Linked DNA regions of Homo sapiens: region 1 is linked to region 2. The links are chromatin contacts, found by Hi-C or POLR2A ChIA-PET in ENCODE. All regions are on one chromosome and are shown on one strand. Each heading gives the region's core, a stretch centred on a gene start or an enhancer-like site at or near the end of the contact. The rest is flanking DNA. Distances are from core to core; before and after follow the strand shown.

Region 1 (6,599 bases), core at 1,205-3,704, 33 kb before region 2:
TCGAAACCAGCCTGGCCAACATGGGGAAACCCTGTCTCTACTAAAAATACAAAAATAATTAGCCAGGCATGGTGGCACGCACCTGTAGTCACAGCTAATTGGGAGGCCGAGGCACGAGAATCGCTTGAACCTGGGAGGCTGAGATCACACCACTGCACTCCAGCCTGGGTGACACAGCGAGACTCTGTCTCAAAAAAAAAAAAAAAAATTACTGTAAAACTCACTCTTGGATGTATAGTCCTATGTGTTGTAACATATGTATAGATTCTTATAAGTACCACCACACATGGGACCAGAACAATGCCAACGTTCCAAAGAATTCCTGAACCATCCCCCGCCCATGGCAGTCACTGATCAGTCCTTAGCATTTTGGCTTTTCCGGAGCACCGTAGATGGAATCACACATCTGTTGTTAGTGGCTTTTGTTAGTGGCGTTTTTCAGTTATTGTCATGCCTGAGGAATCCTTCCGTGTTCATGCATGTGTCACTTGTTTGTTCCTTTTTACTGTTAAGTAGGGCACCAGGGTGTGTATAACCAGGTTTACCTATCGAAGGACATGTGGGTGTTTCCAGAATTTGGTGATTATGAACAGTGTTGCTATGAATATTGATGCACTTTTTTGGTATGAACATAAGTTTTTCATTTTTCTAGAGCAAATACTTATGAGTAGGATAGGTATTTAATTTCTATTTAATGTCTGTTTAATTTTCCAGAGTGCCTGTATAATTTTGCATCCCCACCAGCATTTGGGGTACTGTCAGTAATTTTCATGTTTGCCATTTTAGTAGGTGTGGAATGGTATTTCATTGTAGTTTTAATTTGCATTTCCCTAATGACTTATGATTTTTGAGTATCTTGTCCTAAGACGCTTACTATTTCCCGTCAGTACTCTAGAGTTTGGAGTAGGATATTCATTTTAGGTAAATGCTACCATGTGGGAATATGGGGCCGGGCACAGTGGCTCACCCTGTAATTCCAACACTTTGGAAAGCCGAGGTGGGAGGATCACTTGAGCCCAGGTGTTCGAGGCTGCAGTGAGCTATGATTGTGCCATTGTACCCCAGCCTGGGTAACAGAGTGAGACACTGTCTATCTCTTTTATTAGTAAGGAAAAAATACTACCGTGTGGTTGTTCGGAATAGCCTTACCAGCTAAATGCCTGGTTTAGCTGTGGGTTTTTGTTTCTGTGTTTAAGTAAAAAAATAAAAACCTTTACCGATCTACAATTCACCCACTTAAAATATACAATTCAAGAGTTTCTGGTATATCACAGAGCGGTGCAGCCATCACCACAATTTTAGAACATTTCATCCCCTCGAAAGATACTCTACCCATCATCATTCACTTCCCATTTCTTCCCAGATTCCCGAGTCTCCTTTCTGTCTCTATAGATTTGCGTATTCTGGACACCTCATATAAGTGTAATTATAGAACATGTGTCCTGTTGTGTCTGGTTTGTTTCACGCGGCATGTTTTCAAGGGCTCTGTTGCAGCATGTGTCAATAGCTCTTTTTATTGCTGAATAATGTTCCATTCTGTGGATAGACCACACTTTGTTATCTATTTATCAGTTGGTGGATATTTGGGTTTTTATTTTTTGGCTGTTGTGAATACTGTTCCCATGAACATTCGTGTACAAGTTTTTGTGTGGATATGTTTTCCTTTCTTTTGGATGTATTACTTGGGAGTGGGGTTATTGGGTCAAATGTGTTTTGGGAGCCCCCATCTGAATTGGGTTCCAGTATCAGAGTAGCTAGCGACCCTTCCCTAAGGGGAACTGAAAGGCAGCTGGATGTGGGTGATGACCGTGTGCCTTTCACAGGATGCTTCTTTTACCTGGTGGATGGGCTCACGCATAATGGTCTGAGCCCCGACTCGGGAAACTTGTTTATACTGACGGACACCCCTGTGGGTCTTGTCTGACTACCTGGCCATCATTCTGGTGCTGGGAGTCCAACCTTGTTTGCTCCCACACGTCCTGGGGTAATGTGGTTGGTTCTTCGGATGGAGGGTACAGAGTCCGTACACCATCACAACAGGAAGCAAGTTCAAACATATATTTTAGAAGATGCTTTTGAAAAATGGCTACATAATGATTGTACAGATATCTGAGGTACATGTGATATTTTGATATTACATATAATATGTCGTGGTCAAATCCAAGTTCAAAGACTTATTACTTACATATCCTGGGCAGGAGGCAGTCCTCTGTCCTGGGTTACACAAGGCAAGAATGAAGAGTCAGGCAGAGAGAGAGAGCGACAGAGAGAGTGTGCACAACTGGCAGTATACATTATATAAGAGGGAACAGGGCGTGGGGCTCTGTAAGTTCTCGGGCAGGCCTGAGTGTTCTGTTTAAAGGAAGCAGATGGAACATGGGGAGCTCAGTCTGCTGGGTGTAGGAGATGCCTCTAAGTTCTTATCTTGGCCAGCGAGCTGGGCCTTTTGGGTGTGGTCTAGAACTGGAGACCGTGTCAAGGGTGACTAAGCCCTGCTTCTGGTATGAGAAAGTTAAACTTGTATTCAAAATGGATGCCAAGGCAACATAAAATTTGAAGAGTTTACTGTAATATACAAATTTTATGTTTAACCTTTTGAGGAACTGGTTTTTTTTTTTGTTTTTGAGGAACTGTTGAGACTGTTTTCAGTAGTGGCTTATGTTCTCATGGTAGTGAATGAAGGTTTCAATTTCCCCTTGTTTGTTTTTTTAAAATTGTGTTAAGCAGTATCTCATGGTTTTCACATGCATTTCCCTCATGACTAATCATGGCTAATTGTGTTGAGCATGGTTTGTCTACGTTCTTGGCAACATTGATACTATAAAACTTTCTTTCACCAATCTCTTAGCTATAACAGTATTTTATGTTTATTTCCATTTCTATTAATCATAACTTTGAGCATCTATGTATGTTCTTAACCATTAGGATTATTCTGTTGAATTCATATCTCCTAGGAAGTTTTCTATAGTTTAATGTGTTTATTACATGTGATTATCAAATTCCCTTTCAATTTTCTAGTCAGGAAATAATTGTCTGATAATTAGGCTTATGAAGTATTGTGAAACTAAAAAAGGGTGCCCAAAACTATATGTTTTGGCCTGGTAGCCACATTACAAATTAATTCATTACAAATTATTTCTAGTCTGTGAACAGGAGCTCTTGTGAGTCTCACCAGCGCTAGTCACATTCCTCAAGCTTGACCATCCCTTTGAGAACTGATGAAACAGCTTTGAAATTGGCAAAGCTGAAGAATGGACTTCAAAGCAGAGAAGGTGTGAATTGTTTTAAGTGGGAGCTTCATGGGAATAAAATATGAGGCGTGGCCCTGAAGGTTAGTTTGTGGTATGTTACAAAGTTAACTCATTCTGATTTAAGACCACCTTTTCTGAGAGTTAGGGGAAAGTGCTTTTTCTCTCTGCCATAGCTCGTATGGCATGGAACCAGACACTGTGTACACAGACATGCCCCTGGCCCCTTTAAAATACCCCCTGTTCCTCCCACCCTCACTTTCCCGGACAATAGCAATAAGTTTACCAAGAAAGATCTCATCTTCTGTCCCAACAGAAATTCTAAGTAGCATTTCTGCTCTCCAGTGGGGCTTGTGGTGTAAGTTGCATTTAAATTGGCATTCTTTTCTGCTGACCCTGAAAGGCTAGTGGTTTACTTGTAGGCAAATACTCTTGCTGTTTATTAACATACATTCTTCTGTGAAATTTCCTACTATGTTTCTTGTCTCTTAGTGTTGGTTTTTGATACCACAGGTGTGTTCTCTGACTTTATCACACTAGTTTTAACTTTGAAGCGTCCTCTGTTGGGGAAAAAAATCCTTGATTTTAATGTAGTTAATCCATCAGTTTTTCACCTTATATGATTTCTGCTTTTGGGATCCTGTATACGAAATACATCAGCTTCTCATAGGTTACAAATATATTTATTTTTTTTCTTCTATTAGCTTTATAATTAGCCTTTCATATTTTAGTATTTGAAGTAGCAAGAAGCGGTGGGGAGCAGGAAGAATTCTGGGTAGCTGGGACCGTCATTGCAGGCTACGTGTTTCTTTATATTTTTGAGTTTATTGTAATGTCAAACACTTGTTATGCATTGGTGTTTGAATTCTCCTTTGGTACTTTCCCTGTTGCATTTTGGGCCATGTGGGTTTATGGGATAACACCACTTGAGCTTGACTTGGTGGAATAGAGGTTTTAGGGTTGGGGGAAGAGATCTGCAATGGGCTTTTGGGAAGTGTCATAAAAGAAGCTAGAGACAAGACCTAGTTAGAGGGGAGGCTGCCTTTACCATCACATTTCTGTTTGTCTCCCGCCTTCCTGACTCTGTGCTCTGGAGATCTGGAGACCTGGAGACCTGCCTCAGGATATCCCGTCCTGGCTGGGAATGAAGCCAGGGAGTGTGGTAGTCTAATTTTGGGCTCTGTTTCCTCATCTGCAGACACTGGGCATACTTGTCTTTTAAGTTATTTGCAGTCTGTAATTGATTTGGCTCAGCTGGCCCTAAGATACGGTATTCCTTGTGTAAAGTCAGAGAAATCAGAGCCAAAGATAATTAGAGCTGGAAAGGCCTTCAGAGGTGGCTAGCCCTTATCTTTCTTTCTCTAGGCTAGAAAACCATGGCCCAGAGAAGCTGAGTGATTTCCTTTTCTTCTACTATCAACACTAGGACAAATACTCAGATTCCAGGCAAGTGTGAAGCGTTGGCCCTGTGCCAGGAGCCCGCAGGCCTGTCTTGCTAATTTGCTCAGGCTTTCAAAGCTTTTGCAGCCCTTTGGCTGTTGAGCTGGGATTTAGGGCCAGAGTTTCCTCATTCCTGGTCTACCGTTAGCTTCCCTGCACCTGACGGTTGTCCTCTTAAGTACTTCTCCCCCATTTTCTTACCGGATTCCCTCTCTCCAGTGGTGTGTTCTCCTTCTACAGAGGGTATTTCAGATATTTATTCAATAGTTCAGCCATTTTACAAAGTTGAGGAGGGAGAATCGGGTGGAGCAGACACAGTGGCACTGCCTTGCTGGAGGCATCCTCGCTGGCTCTCCCGCCCAGCTGCACATTTACAGAGGCCTAGTGTCGGCCAGCACCGTCCTTTGCACTCAGGCCTCTGCTCACAGGTCAGCACGCCCTTTGCATGTGTCCAGTGAGGTTCCCCTGAAAGCCTGAGCAAATTAGCAAGACGGGCCTGCGGGCTCCTGGCCCAGGGTCACCGTTTCACACTTGCCTGGAATCTGAGAGTATTAGGTCACATCTTCAAAAGACTGTATTTGTCCTAGCATTGAATTCTTACTCACGGCCACCGTATTTATTGGGTAGTTCAGCAGGAGAAATTCTTGCCTAACACGTGTCCGTGGTTTTAGTGCATTTTTAGTGCTTCGCCGATGCTCACCTCTGTACTCATATGTATTAAATGATTGAATTTGAATTGGTGCCGGTAGCTGTGCCCCACTTTGACATAGATCCGGAAGCTTAGCCAGGGTCCACAAGTCTGTCCTTTGTGTTTGAGTGGGAAATTGCACTGTGTGATTGATAACGGAGGAGCTGCTTCGGCTACGGGAGACATTGCCCTGTGAGCTCGGCAGGGCAGTCCTTGTCCTCCCCTCCTGTGCTCGCATCAGCTGCTGCCAGGAGCCTCGTTTTGGTTTTGTGGTCCTGCACCTTCCTTCGTTAGCACTGCTGTGTTCCTCACCTGTGGATGTTCACGGTTGCCTATGAATCTGGGCGGTGATTCCATTTGTTCTCATTGCAGCCGTTCCAGTTATTAGGAATCCAGCTGTCTGAAAAGCTGTATCCTTCCTGACGACCTGTATTTTATTTCCTTGTCACCTTTGCATCCTAGCACAGGGTCCGTGAGAACGTTGCTCTTTTTGTCTGACAGTTCAGACCCGTCGGGCTCTAGAGAATTGACTGATGTGTTTGGAGTTAGTTCCTAGTCGTTTCTGGAGTGGTGACTGGTTTAGATTTTTGCCTTTTGAAAAGCTACTAGACGTAAAACTTAATTGGTGTTTTGGCGAGTCCTTTTGTCTGTGGCAGTTCATCTTTAGAGAAGTAAATTAATTTGTAGGTAAGCTTTTTCTCCTTTTTTGATTGGCTATCTAAAACATATATTTGAATCAAACTTTTAAAACAGAGATACAGAAAACTCTTCATGAAAAGATTTTTTTGTCTTCCTTTCTTTGTATGTTTGATATACAGATAACTGTTAACAGTATTCTGATTTCCATTATTCACATTTCTGTAGTGACAAGGATCAAGTATCTGCAGGCATTTCTTTGTCCCGGGAAAAGCAGATTTTTTCAAGGAAATGATGTGTTGATATATAATAGAACATACATAAATACTTTTGCTAGCTGTGCAGTTAGTTAGAAAGTGTTGATGTTTTGACATTGGGTGGCTGTTGGTCACTGCAGATGGAATTGCTGAAAGAAATTTACATAACCTGTTAAGAGACCAATCATTGTTGCACTAGATTAGGTACTCAAGTTAGTTTACAGAATTTTGATTATTTTTGGTTGGCTTGGTATGAGATTGGCTTTCGATTATATGCTTCAATTGGGTCTAATGACTCTTCCCTGTCATTGTAAATGGAATCAGTGGAGA
Region 2 (6,777 bases), core at 727-3,226:
GGGGAGTTAGAAGTCACACAGAGGTGGGATGTGGTCTAGGTTTTTTTCCTGGGTCCTATTTGAAGAGTCTGCAAGTGCCTGAATGATGGAGAGCATGGTCGCAATGGCGAACACCAGCTGCTGACTTGGAGAGCTTGGCCTGGTCCGAGCTGCTCATGAGGCACTCTGGGGGGTAGACAGCAGCCGAATACCCTTTATAGTGAATTTTGACGCAGAAAGGATTTCCCCCCAAGTAAGGAGAGTTTTATCTCTTTTTCTCCCCTTCCTCCTCGTTCCCCATGGGCATATAAGTCAATGATGGATGGTGTTCAGGGCAGATTTAAAAGGGCAGAACCATGCAGACAGTCATCACAGAGCCAGCCCTTAATTATCCAGGGGAGGATTTTCCATGAGTGTTCCTCACCTCTTCCTCTTAGCGCCCTTTGGGAATGACAGCAGGCCGCTCTGCCGTTGCTTTTGGGAGACTTGGTAATGGAAGGGAGGTGGTTAAGTCCAGATCTAACCACAGGTATTGATCGTCGGCTTGGGCACAGACTTGGTGAAGGAGGAGATGGGAGATGGGACCCGACTCTAATGTGACTTTTTTTTTTTTTTTTTGAGACGGAATCTTGCTCTGTCACCCAGGCTGGAGTGCAATGGTGCGATCTTGGCTCATTGCAACCTCTGCCTCCTGGGTTCAAGCGATTCTCCTGCCTCAGCCTCCCAAGTAGCTGGGATTACAAGCATGTGCCATCATGCCCGGCTAATTTTTCTGTGTTTTTAGTAGAGATGGGGTTTCACCATGTTGGCCAGGCTGGTCTCGAACTCCCGACCTCAAGGTGATCCACCCGCCTCGGCCTCCCAAAGTGCTGGGATTACAGGCATGAGCCACCGCGCCTGGCCTCTAACATGACTTTGATCTTTGGTCGACTGGATTCTCCTGCACTCCAGCATTATGAACAAAAGCAAACACTCCGGCATCTCTATCCTCCTCCCCACTGTCCACCCAGGTGATGAGAAAAGTCTGTGTTCCTCATTTTGAAAATTAAAATTTCTACATTCTATGAACACTGAAAAATAGATGTGGAGAAAGCTGACTTAAGGCATAGTTTTCCTGATTGTGTTCTTTAGAATAGTAGTTTTGATATGCATTTCTTATAAATAAGACTTTTGTTCAGGTAACTGGGAAAAAACTACTTTCTGGGGAACAGAGTCTGTGGCGTAATGCCTTAGTCTGAGGTAACTTTTGGACAATATCTTAATTGGAATTTGGGACAATTTCTGGCAGGCGATGGAGATGGGCATTTTGACCTTCTCTGAGCATATGTGTGCGGTCAAACTAAAAGCGACAAGTGCATTCTCTGCACCTGGGTCCTGGGTGGAGAAGGCCAGGGGTGGCTGGATTCCAGGTGTGTCTGCTGCCAGGCAGGCCAGAGTCCCAGCGAGGCCAGTGTGTGAGGAGAGGCCACCTCTGAGAGTGGCCCTGACCCTGGGATTGCTGTGTAGACCAGGGCAGGCCTGCGAGCCAAGGCAGCACAGCTCACCCATGGGCCGGAAAGCAGGGCCAGGTATGAGTCAGGCTGTGGTTTCGGTGACAAGGGCTGTCTCGGTTGCCCCCACACTGCACCCCACAAGTACTTCCGGATGTGGAACAGGATGTGAAGGAGCTGAGGCACGCAAGGACTGTCGGGCTCTGTCCCAGAGATGTGCACGCCTGAGTCGGATGCTTCCTGTGGAGGAGCGCCCTAGTTTTCATCCCCTTTGGCTTAAAGCACATTTCTTATCTTTTTAAAACTAAGTGAAAGGCCCCAGATTGTATCTTCCTGTTGGCTAAAATGTGTGGGTGTGGGCTGTGAAGACATTCACTGTCAAGTCTGAAAACCAAGAATGGGGGACCATGATTTGGGGGAACCCTACCTGCATCGATTAGACATCTGCCCTCTGTCTGGCTCCGTTTCTGTGGTTCCGGGGAGCACTGGTGGCTTTGCTGCTGTCATCTGTGGAATTACTGTTTGTGACTGACTGCCCCACTCTGCAGGGGGCGGGGGGGGGCTTCCCGTCTGGTTTGAAGTGAGCCTTTGTTAGCCTGGTTTTCCTTTCCTTTTAAATGGAGATGTGGATACCTGACATTTCTTCCTTTCATCTGATATAGTTGTGGATATAAAGGAGTCAATAGGAACAATTATTTTGAGTTTCTGAGAATAAAAGCTTTCAGAGGTAATTATTATCTTAGGGATAATATAATAGTTATTATTATTATATAATATCTATTATATAACAAATCCCAAACTATTAGGATTTAAGCTCTTTCAGCTGCATTCCCCCAAGTTGGGGAGCTTTAACTGCAGATTTAAAAAATTCTAATACAAGGATATCCTCAGAGGCGCCTGGCTCCTAGGCCTTCTTTCCTGGGTGTTTTTGGGTACCAGGGGTGAGCCTTCTGGTAAGGGAACCACATATGTTAGGACAGATCCTGGCTGCTCTGTCTCTTGGCTGTTCGTTTCCTGGAGTGAAATCCCCAGCCTGTACCCCGCCCCTGCCATGGCCAGAGGGGCACCCTGAGGTCAGCTGCAGGCGCAGGCCGGGTCGTGGGCTTCCTCATTGGCTCAGCCTGCGCCCCGCCCCTGCCATGGCCAGGGGGTCGCCCTGTGGTCAGCTGCAGGCGCAGGCGGGGCTGCGGGCTTCCTCATTGGCTCCTCTTTGCTTCTCTGCTGGCTTGGCTTCATTGAGCAAAGCCATTTTCTCGGGCCCTTTGTTTTTTTAAGGGTCCCTCAGTGGACTGTAATTGTTAGGGCAAAATCATGTGTTTTAAGTGAAGAAGATTTCAGGTTTTAATTACCCTTGTCCATTAACATGGATAGTGTTTCTGTTTTATCTCAAACTTTTCATAAGATAATCATTTAAGTAACTTTAAGAATTTTTTTCTCTTCTTAGTTAGAACCTGGCCCATTAGATGAAACCCAGATCGCTACTATATTAAGAGAAATACTGAAAGGACTCGATTATCTCCATTCGGAGAAGAAAATCCACAGAGACATTAAAGGTAAGAGGACATCCGTTTTCATTCCTTTGAAATACTGAAGGTGGTGGTGGGGTTGCCCTGAAGACTTCTCAAGGGAAGGTGCTGGCGCCCATTTGTCCTGCACGTTTGCCTTGCCTGGGCTGGGCTGGCTTTGAGGGGGTCTGACAAAAAGTGTAGCCCCGGTGCCTGTGCTCGGTGGGTTCGCCACCCAGCCAGGGAGAAGACGCGCTTGTGGCAGTGCACGGAGTTGTAAGTCCGCACCGCCCAGGGCCGCCTTGGCTTTCTTTTGCAGCGGCCAACGTCCTGCTGTCTGAGCATGGCGAGGTGAAGCTGGCGGACTTTGGCGTGGCTGGCCAGCTGACAGACACCCAGATCAAAAGGAACACCTTCGTGGGCACCCCATTCTGGATGGCACCCGAGGTCATCAAACAGTCGGCCTATGACTCGAAGGTGAGGGGAGGGTGAGGGCGGCGCCGTGCCTCACGAGGCCTGGAGGGCTCCCGCCTTTTGTTCTTTAGCCTGGTAGCTTTTCTAAGTTGGAACGAAGCTGGTACCTTGAGGTAGGTCATAAAGGTAATTCTTCAACCTTGGTTATGAACAGTTTTCTCCTCTGTCTCCTGCTGTATCATTTAATACCCTGTGCTGATCCAGCCCACCATGATCGAGGTTTTTAACTCAGGCTATGTTTGTTTGGTGGCAGCGGGGACACAGGATGGAGCGGGTTTGGAGGGGGGTGGGAGGAACTGAAGGGCCATGGTGGTGAGGGGTGGAGGCGTGTGCGGTTGCAGAGGGGCTCCACCTGCTGTCTGGGCACAGCTGGGGGTCGAAGTGCAAGTGCGTGGAATCGGCAACCTTGAAGGGGCCTGTAGAGAAAGGGGCTCCCACAAGAGAAAGGGAGTCCACGGAAGCGTGAGAATGGAGGAAGAACAGTGCTTTGAGTGACTGCTGCAGGGTCTTCCTATTATTTTTAGTTCTGAGGATTCTCGTTCCCAGCCTGTCCTTGTCAACATGTGATGAAACCCTAACCCTTTCTTCCCACTGTTTTTTACTTGTCCTGTGTTAGGGACACTCTCCTAATTTTTCTCATATTCTTTTTCTCTGTTGCCCTCCACTTTTGTGAACTCTGTTAGATGGGACAAAAAATCCCGGGACTTTGCCTCCTAGGGCTCTGGTTTAACTTCAGTTCGCACAGTCTGCTCTTCTTAGGACCCTGTACACAGTTAAAAGGCCACATGATCCACGGAGAATTGGCTTTCCTGGGCTCCAAGTTTCTGAGCAAACAAATACCTAACTCAGATATGCATATAGGCCGAACCTTGCTGCTGCTTTTAAACAGAAATCTTCCCAGTACCCAGTAAACTTCCCACCTTGTTAAACATAGTACAGGAAGCACCAGGTGACTTTCCCTGCAGACCCAGGTCACCGTTGCAAGCTATAGACTGTTAGAAAGCGTCCAGGTTGTAGCTCAAGTTGCAGGCGTACCTGGTTCCACCTTGGGAGGAGTGAGCCCGTCTCACTGTTGAGTGGTAGCGGTGGCTGTGACTTTTCTGAGCACTATGATGGCCTTGACAGCCTCTGGCTGGTGAGTGACTGATGGGTTCCCCCACCCCCCACATACCCACACAGCAGACCTGGCTGGTCTTGGGTGTGTGCCCTTGCCTGGGAGTGTCTCTACCCCACGTGGGAGGGACACTGCCTTGGCTGCTTCTCATCTGCAGTCACTTTGGCTGTTGACCCTTTTCCTGGGGTCATGTAATTTTGGGACTCGACCAGGAACTTACATGTTTAGTCCATTCTCTTTATTTTAAGCTGACCCCATTTATCAAAGTTCATCTGTGTAGATTTTGGCAAGGCTGAGACTAGAACCCATGTTTCTTAACTCATTGGATGACACCACCTCGATTATTCTCTTCTCATTCTTTGTAGTAAATTAGCTGATCTACCATGTGACTGAGGACTCTGATTTTAGATTTCCCTCTCTCCCTCCTTCCTTTCCCCTTTCCTTCCTCCCCTTCCTTCTCTCTTTCTCTCTCTTTCATTATTGTATTTATTTCATATTGATTCTTTCATTTAACCCATTCTGTGTAGGCACATTTTTCTGGATTCCAGTAATACTGGAGTAGACAAGAACAAAAGTCTCTTCTCCTGTATGTCTTAAATTCATATGGGGGAGACTGACAGTAAACAGGAAGAATTAACAGCACTTTAGGAGCAAGCGTGCTGTGTTGTAGTCACCATTTTCAGTGAGTTACCTGCCTTAGGTGACAAATATCCCTAGAGAGTGGCGGGGCAGAAGGCATGGGCACCTCAGTGTGCGGCCATTTCAGGGTTGGGCCCTGGCAGGATGGCGTTCTAGTTGAGATGCAAGCTGAGAGAGGTTTAAAAGAGTTTTGAAAGCATCAGTGCACAGCTTTAATTGGTGTTTTGAAAGAAAACTCCAGAATAAATAGAAGAATGTTTAAAGATTTAAAACTTACCCAAGGTCAAGAATGATGTGAACCCATAAGTCAAAGAGGTTGCCTGGTACCAAGCAAAATGAATGAATAGAGATGATTACATATGTCAGAACCTTTTCCAGAGGAAAAAAGTTGTATTACAAACTTATTAAAAAATTAAGTGCCTTCAAAGGAAGAAAATCAAGCTGGTGCCATTCATTCACAAATTTGTACTGAGCAACTGCACTGTGAATACAACTGTGATCACGACAGCACACTCCCTCCTCTCCTGAAGTAGAAGAAACAATAAATAAGCAGTTTCAGATCATGCAAAGTGCCGTGGAAAAAAGGAGACAGGGCCATGTGAAGATCTTCCGCTCTTGGTTGCACCATCACTGCTCACATGAGAACCTTTATTCGAGAGCTGTCCTGTCTGCCTGAGCCATCCGCACCCACCTTCCTTGAAGGGCAAGTCCTCCCTTCAGAGTTCCAGTTCCAACTCTGAACTGGAAATCATGAGCAAACTCTTATGTTGATGTGAAATTGACTTTCCAGGTTTGTGGACCCGGGAGGCGTGTGGTGAGGGCCGATGAGGGTCACGTCTGTGTCTGCGTCTCAAAGTTCTCAGAAGTGGGGTTTCACGCTGGGGCCTTAGGGCTGAGATTTCCTTTGTTTCCCACTGGGCGTGGCTCTGGACTGGCAGCTCTTGTCGCAAGCAGGGCCTGATAAGGGCGCTCTTCCTGGCTGCCCTGTGTGTGTCCCTCCAGTGGCTGGCTTGCCTGCCAGGCAGCCAGTGCTCTTCAGGGTACACTGGAGGCCGCTCTGGTCTCATGGCTCACTCAGCTGCTTCCCAGCTTTCCCTCCATTCTCTCTTGCATGACTTGTAGACATTTCCCCTCCTAGTCTGTGCACTGCAGGTAAGGAAAGACCTTCCAGCTATTGGGGACAGGGTTCTGTATGGTAGTTATGAAGGCACGTGCCCAAGTCACACCTAGGTTCACACGCAGATTGTCAAAGGAAGGGTGGGTTGGGAGAAGTGATGGACTTCACCTGCCTCACTAGCTTCTTCATCTCACTGAACTAAAGGGAATACAAACCTCCATTTCCTGTATATGTTTGGAACCTTTTTGAGCATTGTCACCTCTGGCAGTAGCTGTGCCCCCTTATCTTGTCTGGGCTGCTCAGGTGTTGCTGAATGTCTTTGCATACAAAGAGAATCTTATGTCAGTCTTAACCTAAGCATGACATTACTAAGTCCTGATTGCCCATATGTCGTAAGAACCTTCACTACTACTGTTTTAAGGTGATTTGGGGAAGTTTGGTTTGTTTGAAGGAGTCCCC

What was found. Hi-C counts contacts between places; a loop is a spot of excess contacts on that map. ChIA-PET counts read pairs that join two places held with the same protein, here RNA polymerase II (POLR2A). Pooled maps may share reads with other maps.
Region 1: a loop to region 2 is called in a map of B cell, with 3 times the contacts of the local background. The contact joins two enhancer-like sites. A Hi-C loop is called at or near these places in 18 of 168 maps with a recorded cell type or tissue (B cell, CD4-positive, alpha-beta T cell, CD4-positive, alpha-beta memory T cell and 14 more), 37 of 37 single-sample maps with no recorded cell type and 21 of 50 pooled maps. POLR2A ChIA-PET finds 5 or more read pairs at or near these places in 31 of 52 experiments (A549, AG04449, AG04450 and 24 more).

The regions. Positions count from the first base shown.
Region 1 is chr13:98,505,511-98,512,109 of GRCh38, reverse strand. All of the region lies in intron 2 of STK24 (serine/threonine kinase 24), which reads left to right. Among named protein-coding and RNA genes, the nearest start is that of STK24, 68 kb to the left of the region's middle. RefSeq lists enhancers at 4,384-4,983, 4,984-5,583, 5,584-6,183. Within about 2 kb of position 2,454, at least 29 of the 41 ENCODE cell types and tissues checked have a DNase peak (open chromatin) inside an H3K27ac peak, as active enhancers do; they include B cell, CD4-positive, alpha-beta T cell, GM12878 and 4 more, where a contact is called at or near this core.
Region 2 is chr13:98,471,495-98,478,271 of GRCh38, reverse strand. It overlaps STK24 (serine/threonine kinase 24), which reads left to right. Exons shown (of 11, transcript NM_001032296.4): 4 at 2,914-3,022; 5 at 3,294-3,451. Among named protein-coding and RNA genes, the nearest start is that of FARP1-AS1, 39 kb to the right of the region's middle. RefSeq lists enhancers at 743-1,037, 1,244-1,463, 1,614-1,763, 1,774-1,873, 915-2,114 and 1 more. Within about 2 kb of position 1,976, at least 31 of the 41 ENCODE cell types and tissues checked have a DNase peak (open chromatin) inside an H3K27ac peak, as active enhancers do; they include B cell, CD4-positive, alpha-beta T cell, GM12878 and 4 more, where a contact is called at or near this core.